Regions from separate parts of the Homo sapiens genome. Here region 2 is linked to region 1. Evidence: read pairs that join two places in POLR2A ChIA-PET (ENCODE). Cell type or tissue: CD4-positive, alpha-beta T cell. All regions are shown on one strand. Each heading gives the region's core, and the rest is flanking DNA. Links, peaks and the distances in the headings are about the cores only.

The links. ChIA-PET counts read pairs that join two places held together with the same protein. Peaks named below come from ENCODE experiments on the same cell type or tissue, not always from the same donor. Only the 100,000 strongest peaks of a DNase experiment are listed, where the experiment ranks them.
Region 2: POLR2A ChIA-PET joins it to region 1 with 10 read pairs; 14 of 35 experiments call an interaction of 5 or more read pairs at or near these places.

Annotation. Positions count from the first base shown.
Region 1 is chr9:131,368,359-131,376,681 of GRCh38, reverse strand. It overlaps a transcript of PRRC2B not described here. Among named protein-coding and RNA genes, the nearest start is that of PRRC2B, 22 kb to the left of the region's middle. RefSeq lists enhancers at 3,203-3,322, 2,815-3,338, 3,339-3,860. In CD4-positive, alpha-beta T cell, for the core only: no CTCF peak of the experiment used is centred there; DNase peaks (open chromatin) are centred at 2,529 and 3,121; H3K4me3 peaks cover 1,721 bases; H3K27ac peaks cover 1,024 bases.
Region 2 is chr9:131,251,869-131,260,191 of GRCh38, reverse strand. FAM78A (family with sequence similarity 78 member A) reads left to right here. Exons shown (of 2, transcript NM_033387.4): 2 at 1-2,114. Among named protein-coding and RNA genes, the nearest start is that of FAM78A, 20 kb to the left of the region's middle. RefSeq lists enhancers at 3,543-3,722, 4,103-4,252, 5,809-6,310, 7,506-7,555 and a silencer at 7,262-7,578. In CD4-positive, alpha-beta T cell, for the core only: a CTCF peak has its summit at 7,580; DNase peaks (open chromatin) are centred at 3,771, 5,921 and 7,411; H3K4me3 peaks cover 2,789 bases; H3K27ac peaks cover 5,701 bases.

The DNA.
Region 1 (8,323 bases), core at 83-8,082:
CCAAGTGGCGCTGCAAGGACTCTGGAAACGTCACCTCCTGGTTCCACTCCCACTTCCAGTTGTGTTAACAAGGAAACACAGGCCGGGAAGCATGCCCATCACTCTGGCCTCATTCCATCATCCATACCTGTCTTATGGCCCCATCTAACTACACAGGGGGCTGGGAATTGTAGTCCAGTGGTGTGCCCTGGAGGAAAAGTAAATGAGGATTGCTGAACACCCAGTAGTCTCTGTCACAGCTACTGTTTACTGAGACTCTACTACATGTCTGGCACCATGCTAAGCATGCTACATGCATGTTATCATTTCATCCTTTTTTTTTTTTTTTGAGATGGAGTCTCACTCTGTCACCCAGGCTGGAGTGCATTGGCGCGATCTCCGCTCACTGCAACCTCCACCACCCAGGTTCAAGCAATTCTCCTGCCTCAGCCTCCCGATTAGCTGGGATTACAGACGCGCGCCACCATACCTGGCTAATTTTTTTGTATTTTTAGTAGAGACGGGGTTTCACCATGTTGGTCAGGCTGGTCTTGAACGCCTGACCTCAGGTGATGATCCACCTGCCTCAGCCTTCCAAAGTGCTGGGATTACAGACGTGAGCCACCATGCCCGGCCTTTTTTTTTTTTTTTTTTTTGAGACAGTCTCACTCTGTTGCTCAGGCTAGAGTGCAGTGGCGAGATCTCAGCTCACCGCAACCTCCGCCTCCTGGGTTCAAGTGATTCTCCTGCCTCAGCCTCCCAAGTAGCTGGGATTACAGGCAATCGCCACCATGCCCGGCTAATTTCTGTATTTTTAGTAGAGACAGGGTTTCATCACAATGGCCAGGCTGGTCTTGAACTCCTGACCTCAGGCTGGTCTTGAACACCTCAGGTGATCCGCCCACCTAGGCTGCCCTAAGTGCTGGGATTACAGACCTGAGCCACCGCGCCCAGCCGAATTTCATCCTTAACATCAGTTCTCATTTACAGAGGAGGAAACTGAGTCTCAGAAAGTTTAAGTAAATTTTATAAGGTAAAATGTGCATGCTTGGAGAACCAATGTGGAACAAGAGCCTTCTGACCCCAAAGCCTGTGGCAGACAATGAAATAAGGACAGATAACATGGCGAGCTCCTACCTGCTCTGAGACAACACCCATTCCCTCAACAGCATCATTTATTAAGTGCAGATTATGGATTAGGCATTATTCTAAGCACCTTCATAATAACTCATTCAATCCTCACAAAAACCCTGCTAGACAGCTACTGTTAATGCCCTTATTTTTTTATTTTTTTTATTTTTTTTGAGACAGAGTCTTGCTCTGTCACCCAGGCTGGAGTGCTGTGACGCAATCTCGGCTCACTGCAACCTCCGCCTCCCGGATTCAAGCAATTCTCCTGCCTTAGCCTCCCGAGTAGCTGGGATTACAGGTATGCACCACCATGCCCGGCTAATTTTTATTTTTAGTAGAGACGGGGTTTCACTATGTTGGTCAGGCTGATCTCCAACTCCTGACGTCGTGATCCACCCGCTTCGGCCTCCCAAAGTGCTGGGATTACAGGCGTGAGCCACAGCACCCGGCCAGTGCCCTTATTTTGAAGATGAGGAAATTGCACAGAGAAGTTATGTGACTTGAAGTCACTCAGCACATGTATGGAAGGGACAGGACTCAAACCTGGGTAGTCTGTCTCCAGTCTACCTACACATTAATTGCCCAGCTTCTGCCTCTCTACAAACAATGAAGTGAAGTGTTGTGGGGCAGAGTCTCCTAAGAGAGGCAGTGGTACCCTGGGGAGGGTGCAAGCTGGTCCCCTGGGATGTGTGTGGGAAATATGATCCTTCTATTTACATTTATCTGTTATCTTAAAAAAAAAATCGGCTGGGCATGGTGGCTCACGCCTGTAATTCCAGCACTTTGGAAGGCCAACATGGGCAGATCACCTGAGGTCAGGAGTTCGAGACCAGACTGGCCAACATGGAGAAACCCCGTCTCTACTAAAAATACAAAAATTAGCTGGACGTGGTGGTGCATGCCTATAATCCCAAACTACTCAGGAGGCTGAGGCAGGAGAATCACTTGAACCCAGGCGGCAGAGGTTGCAGTGAGCCAAGATCACACCACTGCACTCCAGCCTGAGGGATGGAGTGAGACTCTGTCTCAAAATAAAAATAAAAAAAAAAAGAGCGAGGTTAAACTTTACAATATGCATTATACAGACTGATGCCGAGTGGCGTTCAATCTGTGTAATACATGTTAGCAAAATTTAATATCATTCTGACTTTTTTCTTTTTTTAGAATACAGATAAACATAAACAGAAGGCGTCACCTGCAACTCTTGGATAAGTGAATCAGTGCAGTGTGTTTAGTTTTTATTTATTTATTTATTTATTTTGAGACAGAGTCTCCGCTGGGCGCCACCGCACCCAGCCACAGTGTGTTTAGTTTTAACCACACTAACTCACAGTATGGACGAGTGATTTTCTTTGGTATTTTTAAAATTGATATAGGTCTTATTTGGGGGGTATATGTGTTATTTTGATACATGCATACAATGTGTAATGAACGAATCAGGGTGACTGAAATATCCATTACCTCAAACGTTACCTTTTCTTTGTAGACGAGCGATTTTTTTTTTTTTTTTTTTGAGACGGAGTCTCGCTCTGTCGCCCAGGCTGGAGTGCAGTGGCGCAATCTCGGCTCACTGCAAGCTCCGCCTCCCGGGTTCACGCCATTCTCCTGCCTTAGCCTCCGGAGTAGCTGGGACTACAGGCGCCCGCCACCGCGCCCTGCTAATCTTTTGTATTTTTAGTAGAGACGGGGTTTCACCGTGTTAGCCAGGATGGTCTCGATCTCCTGACCTTGTGATCCGCCCGCCTCGGCCTCCCAAAGTGCTGGGATTACAGGCGTGAGCCACCACGCCCGGCCTAGACGAGCGATCCTAAAAGATCCACGCAAAGAAACGACGGCTCACCTGGCGTGGGTGCTGCCTCCGCCTTCAGCACCCACCCTCCCTCACGCACGCCCAGAATCGCGGCGGCCCAGAGCGGAAGGCGGGGCCTGTGGCCACACCCCTTCCCTATTCCCCGCCTTCCGCGCATCTTCCGGGAGCGACTTTGGCTGCATCGTTTTGCGATTGGGAGAGCTGCGGGATGTCGGAAGGACGTGATTGAATGAAATAGCTGCCTCTCATCCATTGGCCAGCTCCGATTGGCCGAGATACCGCCATGGGTTTTGACGAACTTTCACGCCAGCTGGGCTGAGATGCTAGCAGTTGACTCCCGCAGGGTCCCGGCGCCGGCAGCCGTGCTGCGTGTGTTGGGTAGTGCGAGGCGGTCCAGTGCAGCGACAGTCCGGCTCGAGGGCGGAGGGCCAGCCGAAGCGGGGTGGTGGCCGCTGCCCCGGGAAAGACTGTCCAAGATGCTGACAGGAGCTTTGGCTCGTGAGATTGAGAGGAAGTCAGACGCCGTGGTCTGTGTAACCCCCCAGTAAGGTCCCCAGCTTGCAACCGAATTCGGAACCTAGACTTGGAGCCTTCTCCGAAAGCAAATGGACACAACCCATCAGCGGCAGCACACAAACTTGAGTCTGTCGTGGCAGGTGGCGCTTCTGCGGCAGAGCAGTGATCCGCTTGTAGAGATTTATGAGCAAAGGAACCGGAAGAAAAAAATCAAAAAGCTAATTGCTAAAGGCCGGGCGCGGTGGCTCACGCCTGTAACCCAACACTTTGGGAGGCCGAGGCCGGTGGATCACGAGGTCAGGACTTCGAGACCAGCCTGGCCTACCTGGTGAAGCCTCGTCTCTACTAAAAATATAAAAATTAGCCGGGCATGGTGGTGCACGCCTGTAAACCCAGCTACTCAGGAGGCTGAGGCAGGAGAATTGCTTGAATCCGGGAGGCGGAGGTTGCGGTGAGCCGAGATTGCACCACTGCACTCCAGTCTGGGCGACAGAGCGAGACTCCGTCTGGCGGGGTGAGGGGGAAGCTAATTGCTGACAGCGAGGTCTCTCGGTTACAAACCCATCTCCAGAGCCAAGTGGGGGAATTGAGGACATTTGGTCAAAGGAGAAGGATCCAGAACTGTGACCAGCAGAAATTGGTGCATGGCCTCTCATTTCTGTAGTTTTTTATCGGTGGGGGAAAAAGAACAAAACCAAAAACTCCCTGTCCTCGACATAATTCTCTGTAGGAGAAGGAACCTCTGTGGGAATGAGCTTATCTGCAAAGATCATCGTGAAGTTGTTAAAGAAGTTAAATGGAAGACTCGCAAGAAATTCATCACAACAAAAAGCTAAACGTTTTTTTGGATGAAGATTTGTTATCTGTGAGGTGTATGAGGCCCAGGAGAGATCCGGTTCATTTTCTGAGAGAAGATTTTTGGAAGGTTTATATGAATTCTCAGTCACGCTGTACTTTCTGGTGTGATAAAGCTAGGCAGTGGCAAGAATGGCAACAGCCTGAAAACATGCAAAATTTCCATGTTATCAGAAAAACAGGAAAGGATAATGGTAGATCTTACTTCTGATGCCACTTGTTTATTATATTTAATAAGCTGACACGATCCTGTCTAGTGAAAATCCCTGCACGCAGTGCCCCTTGGGCTTGCTGAACAAGGGTAACATGCCACCGGAAGTATATAATGATACCAAAAGATGAAGTCCATCAGTCAGTCACCTTCGTGATAATATCTCCAAGGGACCTAGGGAAATAGTGAGGCTTATGCATATAAAGAGACACCATATGAGGCAGAAATTAGGTGACTTGAACAGCATTCTGCTTTAGAGTTGTTTTGAAAATACTCCCGGCCGGGCGCGGTGGCTCATGCCTGTAATCCTAGCACTTTGGGAGGCCAAGGCGGGCGAATCACTAGGTCAGGAGTTCGAGACCAGCCTGACCAACATGGTGAAACCTCGTCTCTACTAAAAATACAAAAATTAGCCAGGCGTGGTGGCATGTACCTGTAATCCCAGCTACTCAGAAGGCTGAGGCAGGAGAATCGCTTGAACCTGGGAGGCGGAGGTTGCGGTGAGCCGAGATCGCGTCAGTGCACTCCAGCCTAGGTGACAGAGCGAGATTTCTTGTCTCAAAAAAAAGAAAGAAAGAAAATACTCCCAAGTCAGATTTTTTTTTTTTTGAGACATAGCCTCACTCTCTCCCAGGCCGGAGTGCAGTGGTACAATTAACAGCTCACTGCAGCCTCAACCTCCCAGGCTCAAGAGATCCTTCCATCTCAGCCTCCTGAGTAGCAGGGACTACAGGCATACACTGCAATGCCAGGCTAATTAAAAAAAAAAAAATTTGTAGGCCGGGCACGGTGGCTCAGGCCTGTAATCCCAGCACTTTGGGAGGCCGAGGCAGGCGGATCACGAGGTCAGGAGATTGAGACCATCCTGGCTAACACGGTGAAACCCCGTCTCTACTAAAAATAGAAAAAATTAGCTGGGCATGGTGGCAGGTGCCTGTAGTCCCAGCTACTCAGGAGGCTGAGGCAGGAGAAGGGCGTGAACCCAGGAGGCGGAGCTTGCAGTGAGCCGAGATCGCGCCACTGCAGTCCAGCCTAGGCGACAGAGAGAGACTCTGTCTCAAAAAAAAAAAAAGGAAAAAAAAGCATATTTTGTAGAGACTGGGATCTCACTATGTTGCCTAGGCTGGTCTCAAACTCCTAAGCTCAAGCAATCCTCCCACCTCAGCCTCCCAAAGTGCTGGGATTATAGGTATGAATGCCCAGCCCCAAATTAGGTCATTAAGAGCATTCCAGATCATTAAAATTATCTAGGGAGATAAAAACACACAGGATTGTTCATCAGTGTAGGAACACCCAAAAGTAATCTTCAATTGTTTACTTGTATCTTGGTAACCAAAGACCATTGTGTTCTTCAGAACCAGTAAGGGGCATGCATGCTGAAACATGAATAGTAACTCATACTACACAAACAGCCAGTGCACTCTGACTTCACGTCCTAGCCCTGTGCAGGTGCTTTACATGCATCAATTCATTAAATCCTTACGACAACCCTCTGCAGCAGGTACTATTATTACCCCACTTTATTTTATTTTTATTTATTTATTTATTTTTTTGAGACAGGGTCTCACTGTTGCCCAGGCTGGAGTGCAGTGGTGCGATCTCGGCTCACTGCAACCTCCGCCGCCCAGGTTCCAGTGATTCTCTTGCCTCAGCCTCCTGAATAGCAGGGATTACAGGCGTCTGCCACCATGCCTGGCTAATTTTTGCATTTTTAGTAGAGGCAAGGTTTCACCATGTTGGCAAGGCTGGTCTTGAACTCCTGACCTCAAGTGATCCATCTGCCTCGGCCTCCCAAAGTGTTAGGATTACAGGCATGAGCCACTGTGCCCGGCCTTATTGCCCCACTTAAGAAATGAGGAAACTGGCCAGGTGCAGTGGCTCACACCTGTAATCCCAGCACTTTGGGAAGCTGAGGTGGGCGGATCACAAGGTCAGGAGATCGAGACCATCCTGGCTAACACGGTAAAACCCCGTCTCTACTAAAAATACAAAAAATTAGCTGGGCGTGGTGGCACGTGCCTGTAATCCCTGTGACTTGGGAGGCTGAGGCAGGAGAATCTATTGAACCTGGGAAGTGGAGGTTGCAGTGAGCCAAGATCATCACACCATTGCACTCCAGCCTGAGTGACAGAGCGAGACTCCATCTCAAAATAATAATAATAATAATAATAAATGAGGAAACTGAGGACTAGAGAAGTAATTTTCCCAGCGAGTAACTGACTGAGCCAGGATGTGAACCCCTATGCAGCTTATCACAGACCTTCTGCTTTCTGTTGTGCTGCAGCACCTCACCAAGGTGACACACAGGAACTTGGCCAGGCAAAGAATGATGGCACATTTACACCATGGTGAGTTTTTGTAAAATTTATTAAGAGATTTTTGAAATGGATCCATTGGCCAGGTGCAGTGGCTCATGCCTGTAATCCCAGCACTTTGGGAGGCTGAGGCGGGAGGATCACCTGAGGTCAGGAGTTCGAGACCAGCCTGGCCAACATGGTGAAACCCCATCTTGACTAAAAATACAAAAATTAGCTGGACGTGGTGGCGGGCACTTGTAATCCCAGCTACTCAGGAGGCTGAGGCTGGAGAATTGCTTGAACCCGGGAGGAAGAGCTTGTAGTGAGTGGAGATCGTGCCATTGTATTCCAGCCTGGGCAAAAAGAGCGGAACTCCGTCTAAAAAAAAAAAAAAACAAACTATCTTTGTCCTGTTAAATAGAGGATCTTGGACATAGTTAAACTTTTCTTTTTTTTTGAGACAGAGTCTCGCTCTTTCACCTAGGCCGGAGTGCAGTGGCACTATCTTGGCTCACTGCAAGCTCCGCTCCTGGGTTCACGCCATTCTCCTGCCTCAGTCTCTGAGTAGCTGGGACTACTGGCGCCTGCCACCGCACCCGGCTAATTTTTTGTATTTTTAGTAGAGATGGGGTTTCACCATGTTAGCCAGGATGGTCTCAATCTCCTGACCTCATGATCCGCCCGCCTGGGCCTCCCAAAGTGCTGGGATTACAGGCGTGAGCCACCACGCCTGGCCCAACCTTTTCTTAATAGCTTAGCACTATTGTTAGTATTTATAACCTGTCTTAGCATGTCTGGACCGCTATAACAAAATGTCATAAAATGAGTGGCTTACAAACAACAGAAATGTATTTCTCACAGTTCTGGAGGCTGGGAAGTTCCACGAGCAAGGTGCTGGTAGATTCATTGTCTGGTGAGGGCCTGCTTCCTGGCTCAGAGACAGCTGTCCTTTGGCTGTGTCCTTACATGGTATCCACCTCTCGTGACTTAATCATCTCCCAAAAGCCCCATTGCTCTCTTTATTTATTTATTTATTCATTTTTGAGACGGAGTCTCGCTCTGTCACCGGGCTGGAGTGCAATGGCATGATATCAGCTCACTGCAACCTCTGCCTCCCGCTTCATGCAATTCTCCTGCCTCAGCCTCCCAAGTAGCTGGGATTACAGGTGCATGCCACTACACCCGGATAATTTTTGTATTTTTAGGAGACACGGGGTTTCACCATGTTGGCCAGGATGGTCTCAATCTCTTGACCTCATGATCTGCCCACCTCAGCCTCCCAAAGTGTTGGGATTACAGGTGTGAGCCACCTTGCCCGACAATTCTTTTTTTTTAAATTCTTAGTAGAGACAGGGTCTCGTTATGTTGCCCAGGCTGTTCTTGAACTCCTGAGCTCAAGTTATCCTCCTGCCTCAGCCTCCGAAAGTGCTGGGATTACAGACCTGAGTCATCTGGCCCAGCCCAGCCCCATCTCTTTATACCATCACCTTGGGGGGCTAGGATTTCTTTTTTTTTTTTTTTATT
Region 2 (8,323 bases), core at 194-8,193, 120 kb after region 1:
GAGCCCTTCTTCCCGGTTGTCTTGGGAGAAGGGTGAGGATGGGCATTTAGACCCGAAACCAGCTGCTCACTCTTTCTTTTTGGCAGAAATAAAACCACAGGTAGATTCTGCCTGAACAGCCCCTTCTCTCCCTCCACCCCCAGGTCGTATCCCTGCACCTGCGGAGAGGGGCTGTGAGCTCTGGCGGGGGGTGGCTCCACCAGTCGCCTGGCCTCTTCTCCCCTCTCTTCCCAGCAGCCTTAACTTCCCTTGGGCGGCTCTAGGAGGAGAGAGGCAGGCTCCTGTGAGCCCAGGGAATTTTCACCCTCTCAGTCCTCAGGACCCACCCCCAGTTGAGTCCCTGGCCCTTCCTCCAGGTGTGTGGCTTTTTCCTTCTCCATCCACACTGGTCCCAAATGCCTGGGGGCCGGCCACCTGGACCGCCGACACACAGCCTCAATGTTAGTCTCAAAGGTAAGGAAGGCATTCACGTCCCTTCTTGCAGGGCATTTTAAGACTTGAATCGGGTGGGCCCCGGCCCCTGTGGCTGGCTGGCCCCTGGTGTACTGTAAAAGGGCCAAGACAGGGCTCGTTCTCAGGGGCGCCCCTCCCAGGCCCTCAGGGCAGCGGGACGGTGCAGTCAGGCTCTGGGTGCCACAGTGATGGAGGTGGAAGGCACCCAAGCTCTAGGGAAGTCTTGGGAGGCAGTCGGCCGAGCCCCTGCTTCCTGTCCTCAAATAAGTGAATCCAGGCCAAGGGCTGGGAGGGCTGGGTGGGCTTATCGTCGAGAGGGTTCAGAGCCACTCTGGAGGCTGGGCTGGCACAGTGGAGAGCAACAGGTGAGGACAGACGTCTGGAAGCCCATCCCTGGGACCTGCCCTCCCTCGGTCCCAGGTCACTGGAGCTCCAGGGCTTACTTAGTCCTGACCCATTGTGCCAGGGTTCTGAGCAGTGTCGGCCTTGTGGCCACTTGCAGGGGCTATTAGGGGACATCCCGCTGAAGCCACGCTCCTTCCAGCTTGCCAAACCCACAGCTACCCGCCCGGGACCCACACTCAGCCTAATAATTATCAAGCACAGAAAACCGTCCATTTAGAAAAATAATCCATTTCTGCTGCAGATGAGCCACTTGTAAGAGTCTCCGTGACAGCGTGGGACGGTGTGGGAACCAAAGTCCCTGCCCTGCTCCTTTGTCCACGGGCTATTGCGTTTATTCAAGGGGTGCTTAATGACCGTTTAGCCACTGCCGTCGGTCTCCGGGCCCAGCTCGTGCCAGGAGGCTGTCCTGGGACACACTGGGCTGGAGCTGCCGGCTGGCACGGTGCTCAGGGGGCCCCTGATGGGGGCCAGGACCTCCCCGCAGAAACTGCAGGTTCTCTTGTGAGGATGGAGGCCGTGCCACCCCGAAAGGCAGTAGCCTTAGGGGAACAGTGGGTCCCAGCTGCATGTCTGAGGATGGGTGGGGACAGGGCTGGGACTCAGCTTTCATTCACTGGAGACTTCTCCACTCAGGTCTTTGTTGCACTAAAGCAGGGACAGGACCCTGGGGGTTCAGGAAGCGGGTCTCAGGCCGCTGGTTTATTCCTGGAGGTGGGGCTGGAGACCAGAATGGAAAGGGGCTTCCTGAGCTGCTAGGGGGTGAAGGACCCCCGAACCCGCATTTCTTGAGTGAGAGCAAACACTCGAGGCAGGAGCCAGCACCCCTCCCACTGCATGCCCGGCCCCCAGCCCACCTTGCCCCCTGACCCACCTTCACCCGTGCCCCTTCTTTCTGCCCTTCCTCACCGAAGAAGGGCTAGGAACACCCTGGAGAGGCTGCAGGTCCGGCCACGGACGCTCAGCTGAGCCCCGGTCTGCTCCTTCAGCCTCCTTGCTCATGTTGGAGCACAGGCCCCAGGCTTCCTGCCAGGGCCCCGATTCTTCTTATGTCCTCCAGCCCCGCCCTGGCGTGGACATCCACTCACTCCTTCCAGCAATAAGAACCGTCCTTGGTCGTGGAGAGTACTGTGAAACAAACCAATGCACTTACCAGGAGGCACAAGACTCTTGAAGAAGATGTACAATGAACCTTTTTTTTTTTACAAAAAACAAAAAGCAAATATTCATAAAGAGAAATAAAATGTAATTTTAAAGTAGGCTTGGCTAGGTCCTGGATGTTTCTGAAGTGGAGATTCACTTTGGGGTGGGTGGCTCAGCGGTGCTGGCTGCGGGGGTGAACGTATCTGGGGGGCAGGAGGATGGGCTGAGGCTGGGATCCCCGTACTCAGGGCCTGGGAGATGGGAGGAGGGAGCCAGCCTTTGAGTCCTGCTCCTTCCAGCTGCTTCTGTTCACAGCCCCAGCTCCAGCGAGAGCAGCCCTGCGGTCTCAGCCTTGCACCTGGAAGTGCCCCTGCCAGTGCCCTGCCTGGAGGGTGGTGGGCTTGGAGGTAGAGCTAGGAATTGGGGGCAGCTTGACTTTTTGGCGAACAGTAAAACCCCTATGTCAAGGGCGATTAAGGTTTAGATTGACCCTTAACTTGGGCCTGCAAAGCTGTCTTCTTGTGGACAAGCAGGACAGTGTCAGTCTGGACGGGGGCTCCATGCCCTGCCCTCAGCCAGCAGCTGTTGAGGGGTCCTGTGGGGCCCCAGCCTTGAATGGATACCATCTTATAAATGGAGCTTTCTTGTGTAAACATGGGTGGGGGCCCTGGAGGTCCTGGAGTGGCTGTGGGCTCTGAAGGTAGATCACAGGTTCAAGGCCGTTTATGTGAGCTTGAGCCCGACACTCAGCCCCTCTGAGCCCTACTTACTTTGTATGGAAAAATGGAGATGTGGCCAGGTGTGGTAGCTCGCACCTGTAATCTCAGCGCTCTGGGAGGCTGAGGTGGGTGGATCACTTGAGGTCAGGAGTTTGAGACCAGCCTGGCCAACATGGCGAAACCCCGTCTCTACTAAAATACAAAAATTAGCCCGGTGTGGTGGTGGGCACCTATAGTCCCAGCTACTCAGGAGGCTGAGGCAGGAGAATCACTGGAACCCGGGAGGCAGAGGCTGTAGTGAGCCGAGATTGCGCCACTGCACTCCAGCCTGGGTGACAGAGTGAGACCCTGTCTCAAAAAAAAAAAAAAAAAAAAAAAAAAAGGAAAAAGAAAATGGAGATTTTCAGAGGAGCTGCCTCCTGGCGGATTCAGTGGAAACTCCCTGTTCTTTCTGGGTGCGAACTCATTGAATCCTCATGACAACCCCACAAGGGAGGTGTTAACTGCCACCCCCATTTCACAGACGAAGGAACGGGGAGAGTGGACGCCAAGGAGCTGCCTGAGACCACATAGCTAGGGGAAGGCGGAGCCAGGATTCGAACTCTGGCCACAGAGCCACCTCTCGCCATAGCGCACTCTCAGTCTTGAGCCTGAGACGGTGGGGCCATGTGCAGTGTCCAATAACATTGGTGACTGTTACTGAGAAGGTCCCAGGCCTCTGCTCCCCCATCCTGGGTGCCCCGGGCAGGAAGTGCACCCCCCTCCCCACCCCGGAAGTCTCGGGGCAGTCAGTTCTTTCTGGCCCACAATGAGCCCATCTGATTCCCTTTGAGCAGGGGCCGGCTGCTGCACCCACCGCACACAGGCTCATCATCCAGGGTGGGCAGTGGCTTCTCTGCACCCCCACGGGGACAGGGAGGCCCCATGCACTCTGGGCATCAGAATTCGGGTCTTCTGTGGGTTCTCCACGTTGCAGCAAACCAACGGCGCTCACATCCTGCCTCCTGGGGCTGAGACACCAAAGCAGGAAATTGCATAACAGGCATTGCTGGCCGAGCTCCACGCAGATGGCTCCTGGGTGGTGCAGTTCACTGTCGTGGTTTGGCTTCTCGGTGTGGAGTCGGCTCCTGAGCTCTGCCCATGAGAGACTATGGTGTGTGTGTGTGTGTGTGTGTGTGTGTGTGTGTGTGTGTGTGTGTGTGTGTGTGTGTGTGTGTACAGAGAATGGGATGCAGGCCTAACCTGATAGCAGGGTTTCAGAAGCTCAGGAGAGCAAAGCCTTCATGCAGAGGCGCAGTGAGACGGGAGATGGGGAGACGCAGCTGAATCTGTGGGTAACAGTTTCGAGAGGGAAATGTACAAGGAGGGAGTTGTGAGTAAAGTGGATTCCAAGTGGCATTTAGTCACAGAGTGGAAGCCCTCCAGCCTCTCCAGCTGACAGCAGGTGAAATTTAGAAGTCCAGACTGGGAGAAGAGGCACAGACAGTAGATTCTGCCCAGCTGTCACGGGTTCCTCTCCAGGATCTGGGCCTGGGAGAGCCGGCTGTCTGGGCCAGGCCAGGCTCACCTGCCTGAGACATCCAGGGTCTGGGAGAAGCAGCTGCACAGCGACCCCATAACATCTCCACCTCCCACTTTCAAAGTCACTTCTCAGGAGAGCCTCTTCTGCTCTGGGGCTGTTTTAAATGGGACAGAGACTTGCTGTAGTCTGGGCCATGAGGCCAAACAGGAAAGCCCCTCTTGGAGCCCAAAAGAAGACAGTTTCATCAGGAAACAAAAAAGCTGATGGCCTGGCGGGGTGCGGTGGCTCACGCCTGTAATCCCAGAACTTTGGGAGGCCAAGGTGGGTGGATCACGAGGTCAGGAGTTCAAGACCAGCCTGACCGACATGGTGAAACCCTGTCTCTACTAAAAATACAAAAATTAGCCAGGCATGGTGGCGGGTGCCTATAATCCTAACTACTCAGGAGGCTGAGGCAGGAGAATCGCTTGAACCCAGGAGGCAGACGTTGGAGTGAGCCGAGACTGTACCACTACACTCCAGAGCCTGGGTGACAGAGTGAGGCTCCATCTAAAAAAAAAAAAAAAAAAGTGTGATGGCCTGTGGCGCTTGCAGGCCCTCGGAGGTTTCTAACAGCCCAGGTGATCTTCTGTCGCCTCTGGCTTGGTGGTTCTCTTGGTCATCCTCTATCCTGCTTGGGCGCCCCCACAGAAATGGCTTCCCACCTGGTTGGGGTCTGGGCATAGGATGAAAGCAAATATTTTACTGTGTGACAGTCCAAAAATTGCCCATCAGGATCACAGGGCACAACCAGCCACTCCGGTGCTGTCCAGGCCCCTTCCTGCCACTGCTGACCCTTCAAGTATGCTCTTCCCCTTCAATCAGTGAGGACGCTGCCCCACAGAAGGGACCAAGGGGCTTGCCAAAGGTCACTTTTCTGGGAAGATGCAGAGCTAGGCTGGTTTCAAACACCCGGCCTTTGACCCCGTGCTTTGTCTCAGCTCCTTCTATGACACCCCAGCCTTCTGGTACCCCAGTTCTACCAGACTGCCCTCAGCTGTCCTGTTGCTAAGGTTCCTCGGCATGACGCTGAGTCCGAGTCCTTAGCAGCCCTGTTGACCCTGGACGATGGAAACTTTTTTTTTTTGAGACGGAGTTTCACTCTTGTCCCCTAGGCTGGAGTGGAATGGTGCAATCTCAGCTCACTGCAACTTCTGCCTCCCGGGTTCAAGCAATTCTGCCTCAGCCTCCTGACTAGCTGGGATTACAGGCGCTCCACGCCACGCCCGGCTAATTTTTATATTTTTAGTAGAGATGGGGTTTCACCACGTTGGCCAGGCTGGTCTCGAACTCCTGACCTCAGTGATCTGCCCGCCTCGGCCTCCCAAAGTGCTGGGATTACAGGCTTGAGCCACTGCGCCCGGCCGATGGAAACTACTAAATGCAAGCGAACACGTCGGAGTGAATGAACTCCATCTCTGTGCCTGTGTGCAGGGAGGTGAACCCGAAATCAACATGGGAACTGGCGAAGGCCAGCCCAGCTCCCTTCAGGCCCAGACGGCACGACTTGGAATGCAGAGGCAGGATTAGTTCCTGTATCAGCCTGAGCCCTGGTTCTTATTTCATGTTCCCTTTTCAATCAGACAGAAGAAGGGTGGGTGTTTACGGCGGGCCAGACACAGCTGGGAGCCCTGCACTATTCCTGGCTGCCACTTGCCTTGCTGAGTGAGGCCAGGCTTGTCGCTCAACCTCACATGCCTGAGTTTCCTAATCGTCAGGCCAGAGACACGCACACTTACCCTGTCCTCCCCGGTCCGGGGCCCAGCAAAGGCATAGCAGTTGTGCTCCGTGTTAAACATGCAAATGGAGCCCCCAGAATAATCACACTGAGCACCAGGGCTTAGCTCAGAGACCAGGGACTCTTCTCTCTAAATACGGCTCAATTCTTCTGCAACATCTAGACCACAGGGGCCTGGCTTAGTGATGTGGGATTCTCAGCATCCATGACAAATGCAGACTGAATGCTGGTCAGACAGTCACACAAACGTATTAAAATGCTTTACCTCAGCTTTATTGGGATACAGTTCACATACCACACAACTCACCTATTTAAAGTACGGTTCTGGCTGGGTGTGGTGGCTCCTGCCTGTAATCCCAGCACTTTGGGAGGCCAAGGCGGGCAGATCACCTGAAGTCAGGAGTTCAAGACCAGCCTGGTCAACATGGCGAACTCCTGTCTCTACTGAAAAAAATACAAAAATTAGCAGGGCATGGTGGCACACGCCTGTAATCCCAGTTACTCAGGAGGCTGAGGCAGGTGAATCACTTGAACCTGAGAGGTAGAGGTTACAGTGAGATTGCACCACTGCACTCCAGCCTGGGTGACAAAGACTCCATTTAAAAAAAAAAAAAAAAGTGTACGGTTCTGGCCGGTGCAGTGGCTCCTGCCTGTAATCCCAGCACTCTGGGAGACCGAAGTGGGAGGATCTTGGGCTCAGGAGTTTGAGACCAGCCTGGGCAACATAGTGAGACCCCATCTCTACAAAAAAACTTAAAAATTAGCCAGGCATAGGCCAGACTCAGTGGCTCATGCCTGTAATCCCAGCACTCTGGGAGGCTGAGGCAGGTGGATCACAAGGTCAGGAGTTCAAGACCAGCTTGGCCAAGAGGGAGAAACCCTGTCTCTACTAAAAATACAAAAATTAGCTGAGTGTGATGGCGGGCGCCTGTAACCCCAGCTACTCGGGAGGCTGAGTCAGAGAATTGCTTGAACCCGGGAGGCAGAGGTTGCAGTGAGCCGAGATTGTGCCACTGCACTCCAGCCTGGGTGACAGAGTGAGACTCCATCTCAAAAAGCTAACAACAACAACAAAAATTAGCTGGGCGCGGTGGCACATTCTCGTCATCCCAGCTACTCAGGAGAATGAGGTGGGAGGTCGAGGCTGCAGCGAGCCCTGATCGTGCCACCGCACTCCAGCTGGGCGACAGTGAGTCCCTGTCTCACAAAATAAAAGCAAATAGAAAGTGTACGGTTCTATGGTTTTAGTATATTCACAGATACGTACAATCACCTTGGCCCAGTTGGGCTCTAGAATAAAGTAACCATAGACCGGATGCCTCGTCAACCACAGAAACCAATCCTTCACAGTTCTGGAGGCTGGAAGTCCAAGATGAAGGCGCCCACAGTTTCTGCGTGGTGAGGGCCACCTCCTGGTTCACAGAAGCGCCTCCTCGCTGTGCGGTCATGTGACGGAGGCCGGAAGGCAGGTCCCACAGCCTCTGGGGAAGGAGAGCCCAGAGTAGCTGAGGAACTGGGGTGCCCACACCAGCCTGCTGGGGGCTTCAAATGTTCTTTTAGGAGTGACAAGGGAATCGACCTGCCCAGCTCTGCAGCCCTGGGGGCCACAGAGGACCGGGGCACAGCCGGCGCCTCTGCTCAGGGCTCCGGCCTCCATCTCTGGGAGCGAGCACCCGTGGATGCCTCACTCCACCCAGGGTCACTGTCGCGCAGCAGCAGCTTTCCAGAAGGCAGCCGGCCATTGACGAGTGACCAGGCGGAGACGGTGAAGGCCAGAAGTTCCTCCAGAGGCCGCGTGCCAGCCCCTCGCCTGTGAGGGGGGCCTGGGTCTCCGGGCTCCCCAGGACGGTGCTTCCTCTTGCAGCTGGGCCTGGAGGCCGGAGAGGGTCATGTGAGCCCTCCTGGGCGGGCGGTGCCTCTACGGCTGTGACCTTGAGCAAGTCCCCCTCCTCTCAGGTCTCGGTTTCCTAGGACATGGAGTGGGGACGGAGGTGGTTCCTCACCTCACGAGATTGCGGAGGCACGTGAAGCCGATGGTCCTGAGCTTCTGGACAAGTGCCCAGCCCAGAGTAAGCGCTTAGCAAATCCGAGTGATTCGGCGGCACCACTGAGCCTCGGTTTCCTCATCTGCAAGACAGGGTTACGCTTTCCTCACAGGGAGGAGGGTTCCGGGGGGTCATCAGGCAAGGCCCTCAGCACAGAACCGCCAATAGCTAACACCTATTATTGACCTTGTTGTAACAGGATGATAAAATGGTTTTCTTGACTGGGCGCCACGGCTCATGCCTGTAATCCCACCACTTTGGG